Regions from separate parts of the Homo sapiens genome. Here region 2 is linked to region 1. The links are chromatin loops, found by intact Hi-C in ENCODE. Cell type or tissue: heart right ventricle. All regions are shown on one strand. Each heading gives the region's core, and the rest is flanking DNA. Links, peaks and the distances in the headings are about the cores only. Region 1 overlaps LINC03033 (long intergenic non-protein coding RNA 3033). Region 2 overlaps PRKCH (protein kinase C eta).

The links. Hi-C counts contacts between places; a loop is a spot of excess contacts. Peaks named below come from ENCODE experiments on the same cell type or tissue, not always from the same donor. Only the 100,000 strongest peaks of a DNase experiment are listed, where the experiment ranks them.
Region 2: it touches region 1 in a loop (2.4-fold over the local background); 6 of 110 quality-filtered maps call a loop at or near these places.

The regions. Positions count from the first base shown.
Region 1 is chr14:61,579,655-61,586,779 of GRCh38, forward strand. All of the region lies in intron 1 of LINC03033 (long intergenic non-protein coding RNA 3033), which reads left to right. Among named protein-coding and RNA genes, the nearest start is that of LINC01303, 13 kb to the left of the region's middle. In heart right ventricle, for the core only: no CTCF peak of the experiment used is centred there; no DNase peak of the experiment used is centred there; H3K27ac peaks cover 3,421 bases.
Region 2 is chr14:61,515,290-61,522,414 of GRCh38, forward strand. All of the region lies in intron 10 of PRKCH (protein kinase C eta), which reads left to right. Among named protein-coding and RNA genes, the nearest start is that of PRKCH-AS2, 27 kb to the right of the region's middle. In heart right ventricle, for the core only: no CTCF peak of the experiment used is centred there; a DNase peak (open chromatin) is centred at 2,835; H3K27ac peaks cover 2,424 bases.

The sequences.
Region 1 (7,125 bases), core at 1,260-5,259:
TTTCTCCATGCTGGTCAGGCTGGTCTCGAACTCCTGACCTCAGATGAGCTGCTCGCCTCGGCCTCCCAGAGTGCTGGGATTACAGGTGTGAGCCACTGCACCCAGCCAATTCCCCCTAATTTTTAAAACATGTACATTTAATCGTAAACTTTTCTAACAAAGGCTAGAGTTATTCAGTTTCTGTCCTCTTTAATATCACATATGCCTCAGAGATTGAACATGATGCTCCTTTCCCCCAATCTTATTGTTATGGAGAGCTTTAATTTTACCATCTTTTAATTACAAAAAAGTTATTAAACGTCGTCAATATGTATGTCCTTATGGTCAATAATTAATTAAAGTAATTTGATTAATTTAATAATTAATTAACAAATTAAATGTTACCACTTTCTACATGCATCATTATTTCTTATATTTCATGCCTTGGACTCACTGTTCTTCCTAGTAAATAACATCCTATAATATTTCTTTTAGTAGAGTTTTCAACTCTGTTACTTGTGATCAGAAATCTGTTGTCAGTGCAATTATGACTTCCTTATAAACAATGTAATTCTCTCTGGAGATTTCTCAGCGCTTTCATGTTGATGCCTTGCAGTCTTACTTCAGTGTGTCTGGTAGGTGTGGGTTTTCTTTATTTATTCAACTTAAGTCCCCAGAGTGCTCCTTTAGTCAAAGGACTTCTCTCATTTTTCAATCATGGAAGTCTCTACTACTTGTCTCTTCAAATACTGTTCTTCCTTATTTTCTTCTTCAGAAATCCTATTCAACATTTATTGTAGCTATTCAAATTATGTTCCTTATGTTGTTTCATATTTTTAAATCTCCCTGTATCTTTGGCTATGTAAGGATAATTCCTCAGAACTCTTTTCCAATTCATTAATTCCCTGTGTAACTGCTGTGAGTCTAGAATTTGTTCTATTGAACTTCTAAATAACTATAATTTTGATTTCAAAGATTTCAAATCGTGTATTTTCATATTTATACAGTATTATTTCATTTCAGCCTGTTTGTGTTTCATATCTTCCTCTTAAAAAAAAAAAAAAAAAAAAAAAAGGAGGCCTGGAGCTTAGAGAGAGGTCTGAGTTGAAGATTTAAATTGGAAGTAGGAAGTGGATAATATTTAAAGCCATGAGCATAGATAAGATCACCAAAGGAGTGCATATGGATAAAGAACTGAGAATTGAATCCACGTGTCCTCCAACATTAAGAGTTTGGAATGAAAAGGAAGAACCATTAAAACGGAAACTGAGAAAAGGGGCTTGTGAGGTAGCAGGGAAACCAGGAAAGCGTTATGTATCCCCATGCAGAAAAGCAGAAAATCTGAGAGGATCGACTATCAAATTCTGCTCAGTAAAATGAGGACTGAGAACTGATCTTTGGTTTTAGCAGTCAGGTGGGGGAGAATGCCTGGAGTGATAATACTTGACAATTATTTTTAAGTCTTCTTTTCACGAGCTGGCGAGGTGGGGATGTTATCCACTCCCAAAACCTTTGGCTTCAAGTGGTAATTGGCGTTTATACTCTGCCTCAGGTGGAACTCTTTAATTCCCTTTACTTTGCAGAGACTAAACTCCCACTGACTCCCTCCTGTTTTTATCTTGGAACACGGGAGATTTCTGGTTTGTAGAGATGTTTATCCATGAGCTAGCGATACTATTTTTTATTTTCTATTTTCTCTTATTGCTATGAGTTTAGAGCACCAAAGCACAAATTTGAGAAGCCTTGTGAATTGACTGGAAGTTTCTTACATTCTTCAAATATCTGAACATTTCGGATGGTGTGTTAGTTAACCATTGCTGCAGAACAAACAACCCTATAACTTAGTGGCTTAAAACAGCAGCTATTTATTTAGCTCATGATTCTGCAAATCAGCAACCTTGGGTGGATCAGCTGCACATTCTTCTGGTCTCCTGGGTGCTTTCATGCATCCCATGGTCAGCTACAGGCCAGCTAAGGACCCCTGCTTCTGAGGATTAACTGGCTGTTGGCTGAGGCCACAGGGGTTACAGGGTTGACTTGGCTGTGTGGTCCCTCACTATCTAGCAGTCTAGCTTAAGCTTGTTTACATGGTAGGTAGTGGGCAGATTTCTGAGAGAGAGATAACAGAAAAATCACAAGGCCTCTTCTGGCCTAGGCTTTGGAATGGCACATCACCCCTGCTTCGATGTATTGATCAAAACTGATATCATGGTCAGCCCACATTCAAGGGGTGGAGAATTATCTTTGATGAGATGAGCTAGGAAACCATATCGCAAAGGGGCATGGATGCAAGGAAGAGAATGATTTTTGGACATTTTTGCAAACAATGTATGATATGGACTTAAATTGTTATGGGATAAATTTAAATTAGATTGAAGGAGAAAAGATGTCAACTCTAGAGCACGTTTGTAATTTTTGAGCATTGCATGTACCGGGGGTAGTTTTTAAGACCAGGCCCAGCTGGAGCAGAGATGCTGCATCCGATTCAGGACCAGTTCAGTGCAGTCTGCCATTATCAAGGTAAGTGCTAGGAGCCATGGGAGATCACAGAGGAATTCCTTTCTGCCTTTCAAGGAGATAGTACTTGAACAGGGAGTTCAGGGCAAGCCTCCAGCTCTACAATGAGGCAAAATATTAAGTGCTATGAGATGACTGGTTAAGGGAAAATCTTTGGAAGGAAGTAGACTTCAAGTGTAAGCTGAGAGGAAGAAACCATGGAAGATTACAGACTCCAAAGAGTCAAAGATGACAGACAATGGTTGCACTTTGGCCAGCATCCTTCCTTACTTGTTGGACAGGCCAAAAGGCTGAGCAATACATCAATCCTCAGGAGACAAAAAGGAAAAGAACCAAGTTCTCCCAACTGATTTTTTCTTCCTTAGTTAAACCAGAAGGAATTTATGGCTTTTAACTGAAAGAACACTTGTATCAACAAGAATTCTGCACACTTCAGCAAAGATAGGTCCTAGCTTGTGGTAGTTCTGGCAGATTTTTAGAGTGTTACCAGTATACCCCCTTCATACCATGGCGGTCCAGCTGTTGATATTCTAGGTGCCCAGGCCAAAGGAGGCCAGAAAGAGAGCCCAAAGGCTGGTGCTTGGAGGGTATGTTGACCTGTGGGTCTTTGGTCCTGACTCTGGCAATACCAAAAGTTTCTTTTTGTTTTGTAGAACATGTAAAACTGAAGGCTGCTGCTCAAAATGTCCTATGGCTACATTTCCATTTGTCTAACCCACCCAGTGATTTTTTAATACTATCAAAACTTGCCTAGGAGTTCCACTTCCAAAAGTTATTGGCTGCATTTTGACTAATTCTTAGATTGAAGACAGGGACTAGGGCCTGAAAACCACAGCCCCCAAGGGAGCCAGGTCTGTTCAAGGCATTGCTTCCAAGTCAGAGACTCTTCACCAAGCCTTTTTTCTCCTTGGAGACCAATGGAGCAGCGTTAATCTGGCACAGATGAGCACTCCCATAATGCTCAACATCTCTTTCCAAGAGTGGAGAGAGATGATGCAGAGATTAGTCAATCATCCCAATATAAAAATTAGTGGACATATTGGCAAATAGGAAACGTGTTTTTTTTTTTTTTTTTTTTGAGACAGTCTCACTCCGTCACCTAGGGTGGAGTGCAGTGGCATGATCATGGCTCACTGCAGCCTCAACCTCCTGGGCTCAGGTGATCCTCCCACCTCAGTTTCCCAAGTAGCTGGGACTGCAGGTGCGTGCCACCACACCCAGTTAATTTTTTGCATTTTTAGTAGAGACAGGTCTCACTATGTTCCTCAGGCTGGTCTCGAACTCCTAGGTTCAAGTGGTCCTCCCACCTCCGCCTTCCAAAGTTCTGGGATTAGAGGCATAAGTCACCACACCCAGCCAGGAAATATTTAATAATTGTGTTGTTCATGCATCTATCCCAGAAATGAATTCAATCAAACACTGCATTATGAGCATGAATTTGTGTTACATGATTCTATTCTAGACTCGGGAAACAGCAAAGGGATGGCAACAAAAATATTTGAGTGCTACTCTTTGCTCGAAACTCTGCTTTACTTTTGCTCATTCACCATGTCTCATGAATTCCCCTGTCCTTTGATTTCTGGTTCTTTAATATTTCTGGGATTCAATCTTTCTCCCCATCCCCACTGCCTTGATTCACAACCTCCATCATCTGTCAGTAGATTTATTATAAAGCTCTCTGTTATGGGCTGAATTATATCCCCTCAACAACCTCTCCACACCTCAGAATGTGACTGTTTTGGGAGACAGGGCCTTTAAATGGGTAACTAAGGCAAAATTAGGTCATATGGCTGGGCCCTAATCCGATATGACTGATGTCCTTTTTTTTTTTTTTTTTTTTTTTTTTTTGAGACAGAGTCTCACTCTGTTGCCAGGCTGGAGTGCAGTGGTGCGATCTCGGCTCACTGCAACCTTCACCTCCTGGGTTCAAGCGATTCTCTTGCCTCAGCCTCCCGAGTAGCTGAGACTACAGGCATGCACTACCACACCCAGCTAATTTTTGTATTTTTAGTAGAGACAGGGTTTCACCATGTTGGCCAGGATGGTCTCAATCTCTTGACCTCGTGATCCACCCGCCTCAGCGTCCCAAAGTGCCGGGATTACAGGCGTGAGCCATCATGATGTCCTTATAAGAAGAAAGTAGGACACAGATGCACAGAGAGGGAAGACCATGTGAAGACAGGGAGAAACCGGCCATCTGCAAACCTAGGAAGGAGTCCTCAAAATGAAACCAATCCTTGTGACAAACGTTGATCTCACAAGTCCAGATTCCAGGATTGTGAGACAATCCACTTCTGTTGTTCAAGCTCCAGTCTGTGGCACTTAGTCATGGCAGCCCTCTTAAAATAACACAGCCTTCTGCCTGGGCTCTGTGCTTGTTCCTTTCAAGTTGGTACTTCTGAAAGTGGAATTATCTACCTCAGTCATTAGTCTGATCTTGTTACTTGACTGTTTAAAACCCTTCAATAGCACCCCCTCCTCTCCCAGTAGTGTTTTCTGCAGTAAGTTTACTGGAACATTAGTTATGTAAGATGTCCCCCGTTATGTAAGTTTGGGAACTCCACAAGTCTCCAACTTGAGGGGTCACTGAACATTTGCATATCAAAGACTCTGAGAAGTTTTACAGTCAAAAAACCCAGTTAACTTTGTTTCACCCAATGTTTGCCAAACTCAAATTTTTTTTCTTGGTATAATACACATTATATCTACTGCAGCGTGTGTTCTGTAGTACAAACTAGGAAATGCTGCCCCATGCAGTTAAATCCACACATTTGACTTGTCATGTGAAACGAGGGTCGCCAGATTTAGCAAACGAGAATACAGGATCCCCAGTTAAATTTGAATTTCAGAAAAGTCTAAAAAATTATTTGTTGTTTATCTGAAATTCGGTTCAACTGGGTGTCCTGTTTTTTATCTGGCAACCCTGTACAGGACCCTTTGTGACTGCTAGTGAACAGACTGAACCAAAATGAATTTGATAAGAATTGTTTCCCCCAGTTAACACAATAGAAAAAGATAAAGTCAAGATTGATTCTTGGCTTTCAATTGGATTCTTTCAATTTACCACCAACCCTTGTTCACTTAAAGCAGTGGCTCCCCATCCTGGCTACCCGTTAGAATTATCTGAGGAGCATTTAAAAATATCCATACCCCATCCCTAACCAATTAGAATTTGGGAGTTACTAAATGGGGAGTTAGAAAGGCAGGGCAGGGAGAGTGAGGCCAGGCAAGTGTATAGCATGCAAATTTAAGGAGGTGGCCACTCTCAGGAGCCAACCCTGCACTTGCACAGCCCTGAGAGTGAGAACCTCCTTAAATCTTATGCCCTATACACCTGTTGGCCTCACCCTAGTCAGGCCCTATTTAAAGACCTAGGTAAGCCAGCACACCTATAGTCCCTACTATGAGGAGGATGGGATTGCTTGAGTCCAGGAATCTGAATCCAGCCTAGACAAAATAAGGAGACCTATCTTTAAAAGAAAAAAAAATAAGTTAAAGAAAAAGATGTAGGTAGGTACAGGGTTGTGCAGAAGAGCTTCCAGGGGATTTCTGAGCAGTCCTGGGTCCCAGCTCTGTGTTTCATTGCTTTAGAAGGAACATCGACCTTTCCGAGCAATGAACATCAGCTCCAGCTCATAGGCATGAGTCAGGGCAGGCTTCACCAGGCCAGGTTTTCCTGAAATGTAAACTCACAGCAGGCTCTGGTTTCCTCTAGAAGACCACTCCTAAAAGGCTTTAAATGCTTAGGTTCCTTGTTCTTTTTCAGTTCAGGCTGGTGATTGAGTAGCTTCTAGTCATTGGCATCCTAAAGATTCTGTTTCACATTCAAGCATGGTTTTAAATTACTACAAGATGTAATGAAAGTATAGGTTTCACTCTTCTCTCCAAGGTTTTAAAGACTCTCACCCCTGTTCTCCTTCCTCCCTCTCTGCCTTCTGCCCTTTTCTTGCTGGTGATTTTCTGCCCCATCACTGGCAGCCTGGTCAGGAAGGCACCTCATTAATCCACCCACTGGTACAGTGTGCCCAGAACAGCCAAGGCCAACCTTGCTTGGAAGGCCAACTCTCTGAACAGTCCCTTCCTTTACTGGCCTCTAAGTTCCGTGATGTCATCAGCATTCTGCCCCTGGCTGGCGGCCAGATCCTTAACTACTGATTCCCAGATCTCTCCACGTTTTAAAATTCTAGGAAAAGAAACTGTACTTTTCCAGTGCTAAAAAAGGATGGGAATGGTTGGTGGAAGCTCCCAGCACAGCTAAAATTAACTTCTTTCTTTTGTGATAATTGAATGATTTTCAATGATGTTCTTCCTATAATAGGATTCAAAAAGTTTTCCTCAGGGGAAAATTTGGAAGAGAAAAATACAAGGGAAAGGGTTCTCTCAGACAGGGTTTGTAGCAATTTCCTTGCAATATGAAGCTCATGAAATTACATGGGTGTATCTCACTTAGCTTAATAGACATGTCCCTGTAAAGTTTCATATAAATGGAATGTTTAAAAAATTAAATCACTGTAAGTGCACAAGGAAAGATGGCTAAATAAAGGAAGCCCGGGGTGACTCACTTTATAAAGTGAATTATCTTTATGTAATGTACATCATCCTCCCCCACACACACATTGATTTATATAT
Region 2 (7,125 bases), core at 1,315-5,314, 64 kb before region 1:
CCAGAATGGAAATAAAGTTCTCCAGCCACTGTGGTGGTGTGGATGGCAACAGGGTTCAGTGACTTCCCTTATCCTCGTTCAACTTATTCTACCTAGCAGAACCAGTCACCTGTGGTGAATTCAGTGGCGTTTGACAGTCTAGGATGAACCGAATGAACCTCAACTTAAACCAGCTTTTTGTCATTGTACTGACCTGGGCACTTGACACTAAACAGAGATCTTAATTCCTGTATCTTCATGCATCAGAATTTGGTCTTAGTGGAGATGTCAATAGACGACGGTGTTGTGGCTGGTTGGGTTTAACCAGTTCTGGAGGCATTTTGCTCGTTGCCCAAGGTACTGGTGCCAGACCATGTCACTGTATGACCCATCTGGCTTTGGCTCCTGGCTCTATTACCCAGAGAGCAGTTTATAAGCCAGATGTGTCACTTAATAGTAGGCATACCTGCCCAAAATGCAAAAGCTTACAGTAGTTATCTAGAATTTACGAAGCTTGTTTTTACTCTTTATCAGTGTTGATTCTTATAAAAATCATGACAGTAGGCCATGTAGATATTATCTTTCTTGTTGATGAATAAATAATAGCCAAGGGCTCTACAGCACTTAATGCATTCCAGGCGCTATGCTAAACCTAATTCACATTAAGTAACTCATCATTTCTATGAGGCAGGAACTGTTGTTATCTACATTTCTTGATGAGGAAATAAGCCCAGAGTGGTTAAGTAACTTGCCCAAGATCACACAGCTAGTAAAACTAAAACTAAACTCGGCTAATCAGGCTCTAAAGTCTGTGCCCGTAGCCTCACAATATGCTGCCCATTGAAATCAGACAGACAGATGAGATGTGGTATGACCTCCCCAAGCCACTTGGGTAGGGGAGGGAAGCAGATTGAGGGAGGCAACTGTAAAAGCATGGTTGGGAAGTTGTCCTTGGCTCATCTCTCTATATGGCACAGGGCTCCAAACTGAAATAGCCACTATTGGGTCAAGATTAGTCCAGCATTTAGGCAAGAAGAATGTTAGTCCAGTCATCTGCTACTTTTGCTAGCATGTATGGTGGTGACACTTTTTAAACTAAAAGTAACACACATAGGCTAAAAAATAAATTTTTCCTGGTTTTTGAATTCTGTTTACTTTTAAGATCTTAGGAAGTTATAATGACTCACACTTGCACATTTAATAATGACTTTTATTAAGAATGCTATGACACAAAATTAGAAACATTCTTCAGACAGTGTCTCCACGTGTAAGTACTTAAAGAAAACAACTAAATGGCTATTTGGGAAAACTGGGCCCTTTGGTTGCAAAACCAAGTGCTGGGGCCGGAGTGAGTGCTCAAGAAGTACCAGTGAGTTCTCCCAAGGGAAATTTCTTAGGGGAAAATGTGATGTCTTTTGCACATGTTACTATGATGTGAGTCCAGTATTGGTAGGAAATCAGTAAAATTCCCTGAACTTTACTGTGTGTGTTGCCGTCTTGTGTCTAGCCCGTGATTGACATTCTAGAGATAATATGAGAAATATTCCAGACCTGACCTTAGAGTTTGTAATCCAGTTGGGAGAAACAAAGCCTTTTATGCAAAACATAATTAGAGAACCAAGCAATATCATCTATAATCTAAAAGTAAAATGTGAGGTATGTTTTTAATTCCAAGAGCCTGTGAGTGGTTCTGAAGTGCAAGTGTCTTCTTGTGTTTTTCAGAGGTTTGTGTTTAGATGGCTCAGGTTTAATCTCTAATGGGGATAGCAGGGAACCAGATGAGACCTGCTGAGGTGGCCACAGTACTGATTCTAGTGGGCAGGCTGCCTCCCCTCTGATACTGTGTAAGGCATTACTAATGCTGGCAACAGTTTGCATATAGCCAATTGCCAAAAGCAGCCTGCACATCCCTCCTGAGGCTGGTCCCGTAAATTCTTCTCTTTCCTGTCGTAAAGCATTCCTCATCACCACCTCCCTTTTCACACTTTATGCAAGGCCGTGCACTGGGACAGCAAATGGCTGCAACTTTCACTGCTTGCTTTTCCCAAGTCGAAGAAAAGTTCCAACGCTGGCAAAGCAAGGACATTGCTATTTTCTGACAATCGAATGTCTTCGAGGAACTAGCTTCAGTGCTGATAGGGTCTGTGTTCCTCTAGTAAGAATAGCACTGTTTCCATTAGAGGGGACCAGGATGGGTAGACAGGCTAAGACGTCTGATTACTCTTTGCTCTGTGTATTTGTATGACAGCTCGGGTGTCTGGCTTACCTTCCTGAGGATGAGAGCCATAGCATTATCCATTTAATAACAGCCACAGTGACAGTGCTGATAATGGCTAGCATTTACCTAGCACTGTGTGCCCTAGAACATTTAATAGTTTCACTCTATGAACTCGTTTGTTGGTCTTCATGCCATGTGTCCAACATAAAGCTAGCAGGACCCATCTGTCCTTGCCCATGCTTATTCTGTGCCACAGCCACCCCTGGTTGTGATTAAGATATTAATGTTAAAGAGGGAATTGAGTTCTGATTTCTCCTCATTCAAAACCATTCTGTCATCTTCATGCACATGCCCTGCAGGCAGCCAGCCAGTAAGGGGTCCTTCATACCTATCCTGTTCCTGGCTGGTGGCTCTCAGAATCTGCCATGGCTCTTTGATCCTGTTTGTCCTCCTGCCCTTGAGTGACTGGCTATCAGAAAACCTTCATTTCCTTGTTGGATTCTGCCTCCAGGAAGCAAAGCCGACCCAGTGGTTTCTGTGGGTCAGCTGCACTTGGCTGTCTGCACTGGGGAAGAGACTTGGCTTGTTGGCTGTTTTATGCCCTTTGGACTGTCAGGTCCAAGTGTACTGTTGGCCGCAGCATCCAGTCTGTGCTATCAGAGCAAGGCGCTATGGTCAGGAGACCCTTAGCCACCAAAGGTCTGTTGTCTCCTGGTGTCTTTGCCTGAAGACTTCTGGCCTTCTTGTGTTTCATCACTAAGTGCATCTATAAGCTGACCCGCTGCCAGGTATCATGTCTGAGCATTTTGGCAAGGAGAGTCGGTGAGAGAAGTTTTCTTGGCAACCATAAAATAAAAGTACTATCAGGAGCTGCTAAATAAATTTGCACCGCTTCAGCCAGGGAATTTCAGCTCTCCTGGGTGGGATAGTGATAGGGGATGTGGAATGCAAAAAAAAAAAAGAAAAAGAAAAAGAAAAAAAATTATGAGGCTCAGCTGTCAGTTTGATGGCTCATTTATTTGATGGTCCTAAGGAGATGTATGATTGGTACACTGAGGATGTTTATCAAACTCATTTCCTCTTGTATTTGTCCAGAGAGTCAGCGAATGGGGTTTTTTGGGTATTTTTTTCTACCGTGAGACAAAGTGAGGGGAAATCTCTGAGTCCCTTTGCTCAACTTAAGTTGGTCCTGTGTATCTGCAGTGGTGATGGTGGGAACACACTGCCTACATGTCAAGGGCATCAAACACCCAGAACAGGATGAAGACCAACACCTAGTCTATGGGAATTAGTTTGTGAGTCTGTGCCCTGTTTGTTTGTTTCTTTGTTTCATTATTGTTTTTTGAGACAGGATCTTGCTCTGTTGCCCATGCTGGAGTGCAGTAGCACAATCATAGCTCAGTGTAGCCTCCAACCCCTGGGCTCAAGCAATCCTCTCACCCCAGCCTCCCAAGTAGCTGGACCTACAGGAGTGTGCCACCATACCTGGCTAAGTTTTTTAAAAAATTTTGTATAGCTGGACACAATGGCTCACACCTGCAATCCCAGCTCTTTGGAAGGCTGAGGAGGGAGGATCACTTGAGCCTAAGAGTTTGGGACCAGCCTGGGCAATATAGCAATACCCTATCTCTACAAAAAATTTAAAGATTAGCCGGGTGTGGTGATGTGTGCCTGGAGTGCCAACTACTTGGAGGCCGAGGTGAGAGGATCGCTTGGGCCCAGACGGTCGTGGCTGCAGTGAGCTATGATCACGCTGCTGCACTCCAGCCTGGGCTACAGAATGAGATTATGAATGAATGAATGAATGAATGAATGAATGAATGAATGAATGAATAAATAAAATTTTTGTAGAGACAGGGTCTCACTATGTTGCCTGGGATGGTCCCAATCTCCTAGGCTCAAGCAATCCTCCCACCCTGGCCCTGTTTTAAAGAGGGTGAAGTAACCAGATTCAAATAGGAGTCATTTTTGTCATTTCTCATCCCAGGTAGCTGCTGGGAGGAGGTATGAGGGGGTAGTGGGGAAGAGCCTCAGAAGAGCCTTGGCAACACTTTCTGGGCTGGAAATTGTTTTACTGACTTTCTTCATTATAAAATGAAGTATTTTACATTCAGCCTCATAATGATGAATGTTCACATCTTGTATACGTGGTCTTCAGCAAGATATTCCAATAGGTCAGCCTCAGGAACACCAGATTAAGTGTCTGTGAGGAGAAATGGCATAGGGACCTCATTTAATAATTAGGAATGCTGCTGCTTTTAGTAGGAAATTCATTTTCATACTTAAGTTCATTCAGACTTCAGGGACACATTGTGGGGCTATTGAAAATATAAATGCCATCCACGACAATCATAGACACTTAGTAGACATTAAGTAATTTCTGTGGTAAAAAAAAAAAAAAATGAGCTGATGGCAACAAGTTCAATTCTAAGTCTACAAATGTGCAGGTTCTCTAAGCAAACAGGATGTTTTTTTCCAACATTCCCTTGGAGCCTGGGTTCCAAAAGAAATCCTTTGCACTCTGACCAATGGGTCCTTTTCCCTGCACATCTTCCTTGGGAATTATGGCCTTAAATACTACAGAAACCAAAAAAAAAAAAAAAAGAAAGAAAGATTAAAGCTAGAATATGTAAACACATTTTAATGACTTTTTCCTGGTTAACAAAGTAATACATGATTCCTGTAGGAAATTTAGAAAATCCAAAACAGAAAATAAAAATCACCCATAAACATATCACCTGGAAATAGACTTTTATGTTTTTCCTCATCTCCTTTTTTCCTCCTGTCTTTCCTCCTTTTTCCTCCTGTCTTTCCTCCTTTTCTTTATCCCTCTCTGTCACAATTGTAACAAATTAAGAGAATATTGAAAATATAATTTTGTATCCTGTTCTTTCACTTAGAATTGTATGAGCCTATAAGTAAGTCATGAAACCCAGAAGCTGTGAAGGAAAGATTGATAACTGGACTATATCAAAACAAAACTTCAACCAGGCGATAATATTTACAACCCATAGAACCAATATAAAAAATTATTACTATCCCATAATATGAGCTTCTTAAAAAAATCAAAAAGATAAACAACTCAAGTTTTTAAATGGTTAAACCATGTGAATAGGCAAGAAAAAATTCAAATGGCCATTAAACATATATTCTTCTTAAAGCTTAATCTCATTAATAGTCAAGAAATGAAGTTGAAACAATGAGCTCATTTTTCACTGGCGGTTTGGCAAGAATTAGAAGGATGATTCCATCTAGCCTGAACAAGGAAGCCAAAACATTGACACTTTCATGTGCTACTGGTGGGAATATAAATTGATGCAACCCTTTTGGAAAACAGTTTCTCTACATCTGTTTAAATTTAAAATATTTATGCCCTTTGATATGGCATTTCTACTTCTAAAAAAATGTATCCTAAATAAACACTCCCACAAGTGTGCAAATCATGTTCATTACTCCATTGTTTGAAGTTGCAAAAAATTTAAAACAACCCAAATGTTTATGTAGAGGAACTGGTTAAATTGTGGTAGATTTTTACAGTGGAATTGTATGCAACCATTATAGAGAATGAGCCAGAGGCATAGGAGATATAAATATGTCCAAGACAATTGTTGAGAAAAGTATTTTACTGTATAATATTGTGTTAGTGTAGCATTGAGAAGAAAAGTTTGAAAGACTGAACCCATCATCATTTTCTCTATACCTTTTTCAGGAATGATCAATTTTATATAATGAAAATATTACTTTTATAATCAAAAAAACATTTTCAGATAACATTTAAAAATTCTATTATAAACATTTCCTTACATTTTTAGTCCTTCATAAAAATTTGGCAGCTTTCATAAGATTCTGTCATAGAAATACCATTATTTATTTAGCCATTCCACGGTTGATACATAATTTAGCTTTTTTTCAAATTATATATGATGCAGCAACCAATATCTTTGTAAAATAAGATTCTTAATTTTACACTCACAAGAGTATCATATCACATAGCAGAGATTGAGAATTTAACCTGAAAATAATCCATTGGGTGATTCTGAATGTACAAGATTGATGTTTTTCTAATCTTTTTATTTTATTTTATTAATTTTTTTTTTTTAAGATAGAGTTTCACTCTGTTGCCCAGGCTGGAGTGCAATGGTGTGATCATGGCTCACTGCAGCCTTGACCTCCCAGGCTCAAGTGATCTTCCCGCTTCGGCCTCCCAAAGGGCTGGGATTCAGGCGTAAGCCACTGTGCCCGGCCTTAATCTTTTTAAAGCTTACCTGGACTATAGGTGGCCCATATGGAGGCAAAAGATTTGGGCCCCACTCTCTAGGCACACAGCTCTGCTACCCTACTCTAAGTATAATTTGTCACTAGTTTTTGTAGTCTCAGTGTAAAAAAGAGCAGAGATCTTGGCCTCAGGAGATCCTCTTCCCAAGGCTCAGTCCCAGGCTCTCTCCTTATTTCATTCCTTCTCCTGAGGTGAACTCATCCACACCCAGGTAATGACTCTCAAATTTATAGCTCCGAACCAGCCTTCCCTTTGACATCTAGCCATGTGTATTCAGCTGCTTAAATATCTCCACCTGTATGTCTAAAAAAAGTAGCTCAATCTGTCCAAAATAAATTCTGTGATCCAGAACCTGCTGATGCCTCCTTCCCTTTATCCTTTACATCCTTCCATTGCTAAATCCCATTGCTTTCCCCCAGTAGTTCTTGACACATCTAGTTCTCTTTACCTTACCACCCTCCCTATACCAGGCCACCATCATTTATCTCCTGGATACTCTAGTAGCTTCCCAAATGATCTCCTCATGTTCATTCTCAACTCCTCTGATATGGAGTCCTGTAAAATCGAAAATCTAATGCCATCCCTCTCCTGAGTCAGAGTTTTCCATGGTTTATTGGGCTAAAGACTGAAATCCTCACTGGCCCCTGCCTCA